2 separate regions of the Homo sapiens genome follow, and region 1 is linked to region 2. Evidence: read pairs that join two places in POLR2A ChIA-PET (ENCODE). Cell type or tissue: PC-9. All regions are shown on one strand. Each heading gives the region's core, and the rest is flanking DNA. Links, peaks and the distances in the headings are about the cores only. Region 1 overlaps SMURF1 (SMAD specific E3 ubiquitin protein ligase 1). Region 2 overlaps MYH16 (myosin heavy chain 16).

Region 1 (5,379 bases), core at 329-5,328, 240 kb after region 2:
CATTGCGAGACCCCATCGCTATAAAAAATAAAAAATTAGCCAGGATAAGGTAATGACCTGCAGGACACATGAAGAAGGTGACTGGGGAACTGGCCATGCTCTATTTCCTGACCTGGGTGCTAATTATATACGTGTGTTCAGTTTGTGAGAATTCAGTGAGCTGTACACTCAGATATTTATAAATCAATCATAAACATCAATAGACAGAATAGAAAGTCCAAATATAGACCCATGTCAACTGATGTTCTTCAAAGGTGCCAAGACAATTCGATGATGGGGAAAAAAAGATAGCCTTGTCTAGACTGGAAAATAGGAAATCCAGCCAGAATGAATGGGATATCCTTATGAAAAAAGAATAATAATAAGTCTCAACCCTTACCTCACATCATACACAAAAATTGACCTGTGTGTGATACTCTGAGCTGTTGTTACACATGACACTGATGACACCTAATGTGTGGGTTTTTTTTTTTTTTCCCCACATCAATCCCAATTCTGATGCTAACTGGCTATTCTACAGTTCGATTCAATCCCAACGCTTAATTCCCCAGAATTAGCAAAGACCCCACAGGTTAAGGGCTCAGTCCCACAAGACTACTCCTACCTTATCCATGAGTTGCAAATCAAAGGTTGTCACCTATATTTCTGACTAATAAATAAATCGGGGGTTCCCTTTGCAGGTTCAGTAATTTGCTAGAGGCCTGTAATCCTGTAATCCCAGCACTTTGGGAGGCTGAAGCAGGCAGATCACTTGAGGCCAGGAGTTCAAGCCCAGCCTGAGCAACAGACTGAGATTCCAGCTGTACAAAAAATTAAACAAAATGAGCCAGGCTTGGTGGCGCATGCCTGTAGTCCCAGCTACTTGGGGAGGCTGAGGTGGGAGGATCGCTTGAACCTGGGAGGTTGAGGCTGCAGTGAGCTGTGATTGTGCCACTGCACTCCAGCCTGGGTGACAGAGTGTAGACCCTGTCTCAAAATAATAATAATTTGCTAGAATGTCTCCAGGAGTCAGGAAAACACTACTTACTACTGCTACTTCCACCTCCTTGCTAGCACTTAGTATTGTCAGTCTTTTTAATTTTAGCAATTCTAGTAGGTATGTGGTGGTACCTTACTGTGGTTTTCATGTGCATTGTGCATTGTACCAATGATTATTGATACTGAGCATGTTTTTCTGTGCTTATTGGCCATGTGATGTCTTTTTTGGTAAGGTGTCTATTTAAAAGTTAATTTTAAAAATTTTTATAGAGATAGGGTCTCACTGTTTTGCCCAGGCTGATCTTGAACACCTGGACACAAGTCATCCTCCCACCTTGGCTTCCCAGTGTTGGGATTACAGTTGTGAGCTGCTGTGCTCAGCCAAATATCAATTTTTTAATTGGATTGGGTTTTTTTTTTAAATTGAGTTGTAGAGTTCTTTATTCTAGATGCAGGTCTTTTGTTGGTCATATGGGTTGTTAATATTTTCTCCCAGTCTGTCTCTTGCCCTTTCATTTTCCTAATGGTATCTAGTTTTTACGTTATTGTATTTAATTTTTATGTTTCTGCTCCGTTTGAGGCCAATTTTTGTGTATGATGTGAGGTAAGGGTTGAGACTTATTATTATTCTTTTTTCATAATGATATCCCATTCATTCTGGCTGGATTTCTTATTTTCCAGTCTAGACAAGGCTATCTTTTTTCCCCCATCATCGAATTGTCTTGGCATCTTTGAAGAACATCAGTTGACATGGGTCTATATTTGGACTTTCTATTCTGTCTATTGATGTTTATGATTGATTTATAAATATCTGAGTGTACAGCTCACTGAATTCTCACAAACTGAACACATGTATATAATTAGCATCCAGGTCAGGACATAGAGCATGGCCAGTTCCCCAGTCACCTTCTTCATGCGTCCTTCAGGTCATTACCTTATCCTGCTAAAGGATAATCACTAGCCTAACTTTAACAGCATATATTAGTTCTGTCTGCTTTTGTACTTTATATAAGTGGCATTGTATGAAATGTATTGTCTTGTGGCTTTCATTGAATATTATGTTTGTGAGATTCATTCATAAATGTGTGTGTTGTTAGGATCTGCCATTCTCATTGCTGTATAGTATTCCATTTTGTGATGACCACAACTTTTTTATTGTTTGTATTGTTGATGGACATCTCAATGGTTCTCAGTTCCAAAACTGAGTACAATCAAACAGTACAATCAATAAAAGAACTATTAGGAACTGTGCTACTATTATTTATTATCCTTTTACTACATGGTGAGCATGTATCTGTGCATTTGCATTGAGGACATACCTAAGGGTGAAATTGCTGGGTCATGACCAATTTTTTTTTTTTTTTTGAGATGGAATCTCACTCTGTCACCCAGGCTGGAGTGCAGTGGCATGATTTTGGCTCAGTGCAACCTCAGCCCCCTGGGTTCAAGCGATTGTCCTGCCTTAGCCTCCCAAGTAGCTGGGATTATAGGTGCATGCCACCATACCCAGCTAATTCTTTATATTTTTGGTAGAGACGGGGTTTCACCATGTTGGCCAGGCTGGTCTCGAACTCCTGACCTCATGTGATCCACCTGCCTTGGCCTCCCAAAGTGCTGGGATTACAGGCGTGAGCCACTGTGTCTGGTTGATTTTTTTTTTTTTTAAGTTTTAAATGATCTTATGAATCTATTGTTAGCTACATCGACTGGAAACGTTTAATGTTGTGACAAATTTTTTCTTTTTTTTTTTTTTGAGATGGAGTCTCACTCGTTGCCCAGGCTGGAGTGCAGTTGCGTGATCTGGACTCACTGCAACCCACGCCTCCCAGGTTCAAGCAATTCTCCTGCCTCAGTCTCCCGAGTAGCTGGGATTACAGGTGCCCAACACCAGGCCCAGCTAACTTTTTTTGTATTTTTAGTAGAGACGGGGTTTTACCATTTTGGCCAGGCTGGTCTCGAGCTCCTGACCTTGTGATCCACCCGCCTCGGCCTCCCAGACTGCTGGGATTACAGGCATGAGCCACCAAAATGTTTTCATTCTAATGCTCAGTTGTCTTGATGAAGTAGCGTGAGTCAGTGAATGCTGTGGTTTTCATTGAGGAGATGGATCAGTTCTTATCTCCGTCACTAACTTTGCCAGGTCACCTCGAGCTGTTGCTTAATCTCTCTGAGCTTCTATTTTCCTTCTATGCTCAATCAAGTTGAGCATAATTATTTTACCCTGATTTATACTGTGATGTGAATAATGATTAGCCAAATAATTATAATGGCTTTTATGATAAAACCAGGCAAAATAATACCGTTAAATACTTCAGTGTTATGGAAGTAGCACTATAAAATGATAAATAGGAAAGAAATTATAAGGCACTTTGTTTTAGAAGATTGTGTGTATTTCCTGGGGTTTTCATAGCCACGTGTGGGGTTTTTGCAGTGTATTACCTTGCTAAACTTCATCCTCACCTTCGGATTTTCTTTTCTTTTCTTTTTTTGACATAGAATTTTGCTCTGTCTCCAGGCTGGAGTCCAATGGCAGAATCTTGGCTCACTGCAGCCTTCGTCCCCCAGGTTCAAGTGATTCTTCTGCCTCAACCTCCCCAGTAGCTGGGATTATAGGCTTGCGCCACCACGCCTGGCTAATTTTGTATTTTTAGTAGTGGTAGGGTTTCACTGCGTTGGTCAGGCTGGTCTCAAACTCCTGACCTCAGGTGATCCACCTGCCTTGGCCTCCCAAAGTGCTGGTGAGCCACCACGCCTGGCCGCCTTTGGATTTTCTGTTGATCTTTCTATGTGTCAAATTAATACTGCCTCGGTTGGAAATGTTGACTCACACCTGGAATTCCAGCACTCCGGGAGGCTGAGGCAGAAGGATTGCTGAGACCAAGAGTTTGAGACCAGCCTGGGCAACATAGCAAAATCCTATCTCTATAAAATAATAATACTGCCTCATTTGGTAGAACACAGAGAGAGAAAATACTGACATTGCTTTCTCTTGCTATTACTTATGATTACTTTTTTTTTTCCTTTCTTCTTCTTATTTATTTATTCTTTTAAAGAGACGGCATCTCACTCTGTTGCCCAGGCTGGAGTGCGGTGGTGCAGTCATAGCTTACCGCAGCCTTGAACTCTTGGGTTCAAGCAGTTCTCCTCCCTCAGCCTCCTGAGTAGCTGGTGCTGAGTAGTGCAAACCACTGAACTGGCTAATTTCTATTTTTTTTTTTTTAAGATACAGTGTCTTGTTACGTTGCTCAGGGGTGGTCTCCAACTCCTGGGCTCAAGGAATCTTCCTGCCTCAGCCTCCCAAAGTGCTGGGATTACAGGCATGAGCCGCTGAGTCTGGCCTTGCCCTTGTTCCGCTGTAAAACATTCCACTGGGTTTATTTAAGACAGAAACATTATCTGGAGATAGAAATTGTCCTATATAGATAGACTTTAATGAGACACTTTTCTTACCTTCCAAAGCAAAGGTGTTAGCCTATAATACTTAAGAAAAAACCAAACGAAAGAAAACAATAGCTTTGGCAATTGCTTCCTGTGTGCGACCTGTCTTCTTTCTCCATCCAGGAAGAGCTCCTACTTCAGGGGCTGCAGATTCTGTGAGGGTGTTGGGAAAAATAACATTTTAATGTTAAAAAATAGAGAGTGATCCCCAGTTACCGGTTTTCTTGGAATGTGATGGTGTAACAAATCCTTGAAGATCATTCCTTAAGATGTAAAAATGACGGTTCCTTCATGAGAGCTTTGTTCAAATAAAAAGTTCCGTGTCCCGTTTTTGGCCGGGCGCGGTGGCTCACGCCTGTAATCCCAGCACTTTGTGAGGCCGAGGCGGGTGGATCACCTGAGGTCAGGAGTTCGAGACCAGCCTGGCCAACATGGCGAAACCTCGTCTCTACTAAAAATACAAAAATTAGCCGGGCATGGTGGCACATGCCTGTAATCCCAGCTACTAGGGGGGCTGAGGCAGGAGGATCGCTTGAACCTGGGAGGTGGAGTTTGCAACGAGCTGAGATCGTGCCACTGCACTCCAGCCTGGGCAACAGAGCAAGACTCCATCTCAAAAAAAAAAAAAAAAGTTCCAAATGCCCTCTGGACTTTAGTACTTGTTTTTTGACATGTACTTTATTACTTTATTTCTCCCTCATTATAATAATACTTCTGCTTTGAACCTGCAGAATATATATATATATTTTATTTCCAAAGAATCAGATCTTCCAGGCAGTAGTGTGCAAAGCTTCCAGGCTCTCGACTCCTTGTGAACATGGCATAGGAGTCAGACACATCACATTGTGGCGCTTGCAAAACAGTTGTTTTCATACATTCATTCAAGCAGGCAGTTATCCATTGATTTCAACAAACATTGATCAAGCGCTAATTTCTGCCAGGCCCTGTGCTTCCGTGCTAGGA
Region 2 (5,379 bases), core at 262-5,261:
ATTGAGGCTGCAGTGAGCTATCACACCACTGCACTCCAGTCTGGGCAACAGAGTAAGACCCTGGTTTTGGTTTTGTTTTGTCTCAAAACAAAACTAAAAACTGGAATGGGCTGCCTTTTTTCACTGGGAAGGTTCACGTAGAAGTTGGATTATCATTTCTTTCAGGGATATTATGGGGGGGAATCCCCAGCTGCTTCAGAATTGGTCTAGATGCCCTTTAAATGCCCCTTCCAGCCCTAGAATTTTGTAATACACAATTCTAAGATTCTGTGATTTGGTGTCTCCCGGGAAATCCACACGCAGCAGTTAGAGACCCTGCCACCAGAGGGCAGTGTTATCACATTTGGTCCAATTGCATAGAAGGAACCAAAGTTCCCTCCAGGGCTCCGACTAGAGAACGCCCAGTTGTTTATTTTTTTGAGATAGGGTCTCGCTTTGTCACCTAGGCTGGAGTGCAGTGATGCCATCAGAGCTCACTGCAGCCTCGACCTCCCGGGCTCAAGTGATCCTCCTTCAGGCTCCCAAGTAACCGGGACTACAGGCGTGCACCACCATGGTTGGCTAATTTTTACATTTTTTGTAGAGACAGGGTCTCAATATGTTGCCCAGGTTGGTCTTGAATTCCTGGCCTCAAGTGATCCTCCTGCCTCGGCCCCCCAAAGTTCTGGAATCACAGGAATGAACCACCTTGCCCAGCCGAGAGTGCCAAGTTCAGAACTATCACAGGGGTGATGTGCCCTTTTGTGAAGGTGGAGAGGGACCCACCAAAGAAGTAGTGTTCCTCTCTCCACCACCCCAGACAGTGATTTCTGCCTGCCAACAGATTGGAGAGAGGTCAGAATGCTGGAAGACACGCCATTCCCAGAGAGCCAGTGTGTTCTGAGGGCTGGGAACTGGCAGGGAGCCCTCCCTCATGGCGCTGCCCCCACCACAGCTCTCCAAAGACTAGGAGGGCAAGGAAAGGAAAGGGTCGAGGAGTATTAGAAGATCACAACGGAAACCCTGCCACGGGAGGGAGGGTTGACAGACTCAGGAATGTTCAGCCTAAAGAAGAGAAAAATTGTAGGGACCTATTTTGAGAACTGATTTCCATGAAGGTTGTTCTGTAGGGCTTTGGGTAGAAACACCAGGTCAGCGGCCGGGGCCAGTGGCTCATGCCTGTAATCCCAGCACTTTGGGTGGCTGAGGTGGGGGAATCACCTGAGGTCGGGAGTTTGAGTTCAGCCTGGCCAACATGGTGAAACCCCGTTTCTACTAAAAATACAAAAATTAGCCAGGCATGGTGGTGCATGCCTGTAATCCCAGCTACTTGGGGGGCTGAGGCAGGAGAACCGCTTGAACCCGGGAGGCGGAGGTTGCAGTGAGCCGAGATCGCGCCATTGCACTCCAGCCTGGGTGACAGAGTGAGACTGTCTCAAAAAAATTAAAAAAAGAAAGAAATAGCAGGTCAGCATGCAGATGCCACCGGGGGGCAGGTCTCATCTGGATTGAAGGAAGAACTTTCTGGCAATGTCAGGAAGGACACTACCCTGGGAGGCAGCTCATTCTTTCATTTACTCTATATGTGTTTACTATGTGCACACTTCAGCCCTGGTAGTCTCTAGTTGCTGAGGATATAGTAGTGAACAAAACAGCTAACTGCCTGCCCTCACGGAGCTGACCCACTGGTGTCTGGACATCCTGGGAGATGAGGTGGAACGTGCAGGGGCCATGTGGAGCATTAGCTTGGATGGACTTGACCTGCTCCGGAGATTCCGTAACTTTCTTGGCTTTAAGAAACCTAGTTTGTTTTCATTTCTCTGATACAGACTTTCAAAATTTGGAAAGAACTTCACCAAGACTGTATTGTTTTCATGGTTTCCAGTAGAAGCAAGCCTGTGAATTAGTATATAGGGATGCAACAAAATTTTTTTATATGGCAGTGGTAAAAATTGCCTTTGGATAAGTCTTAGGAAAAGAAAATTTCTCCATTTAAAAACAAGCTCTAAGTCTAGTGTAGTGGCTCATGCCTGTAATCCCAACACTTTGGGATGCTGAGGTGGGAGGATTGCTTGAGCCTAAGAATTCAAGACCTGTCAGGGCAACATAGTGAGAACCCATCTCTAGAAAAATAAAAGCCTGGCATAGCTGCACGTCGGTACTGCTACTGTACTGTACTGGAGGCAGAGGCAGGAAGATTGCCTGTACCCAGGAGTTCAAGGCTGCAGTGAGCCATGATTGTGCCACTGCACTCCAGCCCGAGCCGCAGAGCAAGACTCTAAGAAAGCAAAGAAGCTCCAGTTGGTCTATTTTTTTAATGTTTCTTTTATTTAAGCTATATTGGGACATTAACATTGTCAACATGAGGAATTCTTTGTAGAGAACAGCCGGGTCACAGACATTACATATTCCGTCCTTGACATGACCATGTAGGAACTCAACTGAAACAGATCCATCATTACTGTCATCCAAATGCTTACTGCCGTTCCAGAGAAGCCCCACTCATTTTCATTCCTCTAATGGCGGGTTTTACATTCTCAAGCTCATTTTCCACCATAGCGCTCTTTATTCTTCACCACCTGTCTCTTCCTGGCTTGCACTTTCTTTTGCATAGTAAACATTCTCAGGACAGACCCAGTTTTCCATTTTCATATTTTCTCCCTCTGAATGGACTGCAGTTGAGATCTGTATTACCCTGGAAAGAGAGAGAAAGAGAGATGGTGAGCAAGGTGAGCAAGTCCATGTGGGTCAGAGCTGGGAGCTCTGACATCTTTGCTCCTGTCTTGCTGGAAAGACAGCTCCCTGGGATGCCTAGGAAGCTTCTGCAAAGGCTTCCTTCCTAGTAATGGATACTGTTGAGTTATACCTAGCTTGTTCTGCATGAGGTTTTGAGGGTTTAGAGACACCTTTGGGCATAATGTGCCCATACAAGTCATTGAGTGGGCTCAGAGTGCAGTGCCCTGGGATACAGAGCTCTCCCTGAGAGCCTGCCTGTGATGTGTCACAAGGGGTTTTGCTATTGTGATGTGACCATCTTCCAAAGAAAGAAAAGCTACTTCATGTCTCATCCCACAAATGGATTTTTAAAATTAGTAAGGTTTCCTTATGGAGTTTATGGAATACTTGCACCCAGTAGAGCCATTCACAGCCTCACCCCTGCCTACCCTACCCTGCTAGCTTCATCCCCCACCGCGCTGCAGCTCTCTGAGCCCATCTACTCCAGCCAGCCTGTGCCCTTGTGCACATCCCACCTTTGCACTTTTGTGTGTGTTGGGCCTTCTGTCTGGAATTCCCTTCTCTCCTCTGCCTGGTGAAGGATCGGTTTTATTTATTCTCTTAAATTTCTGTTAAAATATTTTATATTTATGTTTTTAATTTTTTTCTTTTCAGTTTTTTTTTATTTTTTTATTTTTCTGGAGACGGACTCTCACTCTTGTTGCCCAGGCTGGAGTGGCACAATCTCGGCTCACTGCAACCTCTGCCTCACAGGTTCAAGCAATTCTCCTGCCTCAACCTCCTGAGTAGCTGGGATTACAAGGACCTGCCATCATGCCTGGCTTATTAAATAAAAACAAAATGGATGGATCAGGACATGGAGAGTAGACCCCAGAGGCACAGCCTCATCACCTCTGGGTGCCGGTGGCAGGATAGCAGCCTGATGGCATGGAAGTAGATCCTTGCTGTGACAGAGCAATTGTACCAGGTCCAGCCAAACCAGGGCAGGGGACCTGCTTTAAAGGATGTCTAATCCTGGAGCCTAAGACTCCTAGTGGAAGGAGCTGAACTGCCTTCTGAGTCTGGGTGTACAGGAAGCCTCATGAGTAGTTCCCACCTAGGTCAGAGCTCACTGGGAGGGATCCCTTTCAGGTTTTTGCCTGAAAGGTAAAACACATTAATGCAGAGACAAGCTTCTGATTTCCTTAACTTCCTGACCTAACCATTATTTCAGGGTTAGAGAATTCAGAAAAAGATTCTGTGCCCCATATTTTATCTCCTCCCTAAGCAAACGGTCAGATAAAGCTCAGCTTCACATCAAAGTTCAATGGGGTTATCGCTTTTGGCCAAAACCCAAACTGACCACCATTACTGAAAGATAGCGAATCGTAACTGAGCAGGGAAACTTACCCTCCTCACTAGGGGCTGATTCAACAAGCTGTTGATTCAGTGAGGCCAGATATAATTCCCAGAAGCCACGGAGGTCGGTGCTTAGGGTTCAGCCCCACCCCACCTCCCAAAGCGAACCAGTCTTTGATTTTTTGCTGCCCTGATTAATCCCACATAGAGGGCAACCATATCAATCTCCACAGTAACTTCAAATAAAAGATAACTTGCCTTTTCATAGCACAGGGTGTGTGTGACCATGAGCAAGTCACCAAACTTCTCCAAGCTCATTTTCCTCACCTGACAAACGGGGATATTTATACCTACCTTGTAGGGTAGAAAAGAGAGTGAAAAGCATTTTCCATGCACTTAGCCACCACCACGCTCATTTTTTACATTTTTTTGTAGAGATAGGGTCTTGCTATGTTGCCCAGGCTGGTCTCGAACTTCTGGCCTCAAGTGATCCTCCCACCTTGGCCTCCCAAAGTGTTGGGATTAGAGGCGTGAGACACTGCGCCCAGCCCTTTCAGTTGCCTTTTCTTTCTTAGCACTTGGCTCTTGTTAAAGGAGAAACCTCCACACCCTGGCTCCATGTATCTGGGTGGTTCTCAAACTCAGTCACACATCTGAGTCACCTGGAGGGCTTGCTAAATCACAGATGCTGGGCCCACCCCCAGAGCTGCTGATGCATAGGTCTGGAGCCAGGCCTAAGAATAGGCACTTCTAAGAATGTCGTAGGTGACACTGATGCTGCTGGTCCCGGGACCATGTTTTGGGATCCACTCCTCCAGAATCACATTCTGTGCCTTACCCCTCATTTTCCTTTTGCTTCTGTCCATGGGAAAAGGAGTGATTGATCTTGTTTTTGGAATAAGGAACCAGGAAGGCAGAGCTGAGCCCCATCTAATCTCTCCTTTTAGATCTACTCCCAGGGATGATGGGTTCTGATTGTTCCTCTCCTAGGAATAGTGGCTACTCCCCGGGGATCAAGCCTGCATTTGTTCAGTTCTGGTTTTTTTTTTTTTTTTTTTTTTTTTTTAGACAGAGCCTCGCTCTGTCACCCAGGCTGGAGTGCAGTGGCGTGATCTTGGCTCACTGCAACTCGTGCCTCCTGGGTTCAAGCAATTCTAGTGCCTCAGCCTCCCGAGCAGCTGGGATTACAGGCGTGTGCCATCACGCCTGGCTAATTTTGTATTTTTAGTAGAGTTGGGGTTTCAGGTATCTTTAATTTTGAGGCAAAGTATGAGGATGCCTATGGTGGACACACATTAAAGCCCCATCCTCAATCTAGAATTATGG

The links. Peaks named below come from ENCODE experiments on the same cell type or tissue, not always from the same donor. Only the 100,000 strongest peaks of a DNase experiment are listed, where the experiment ranks them.
Region 1: POLR2A ChIA-PET joins it to region 2 with 18 read pairs; 5 of 35 experiments call an interaction of 5 or more read pairs at or near these places.

Annotation. Positions count from the first base shown.
Region 1 is chr7:99,070,730-99,076,108 of GRCh38, reverse strand. All of the region lies in intron 1 of SMURF1 (SMAD specific E3 ubiquitin protein ligase 1), which reads left to right. Among named protein-coding and RNA genes, the nearest start is that of SMURF1, 71 kb to the left of the region's middle. In PC-9, for the core only: no CTCF peak of the experiment used is centred there; a DNase peak (open chromatin) is centred at 3,098; H3K27ac peaks cover 2,060 bases.
Region 2 is chr7:99,308,034-99,313,412 of GRCh38, reverse strand. It overlaps MYH16 (myosin heavy chain 16), which reads right to left. Exons shown (of 24, transcript NM_001431356.1): 24 at 2,289-2,674. All of the region lies in intron 2 of LOC105375421 (a long non-coding RNA gene), which reads left to right. Among named protein-coding and RNA genes, the nearest start is that of ARPC1A, 15 kb to the left of the region's middle. In PC-9, for the core only: a CTCF peak has its summit at 310 (motif pointing right); DNase peaks (open chromatin) are centred at 352 and 4,702; H3K27ac peaks cover 289 bases.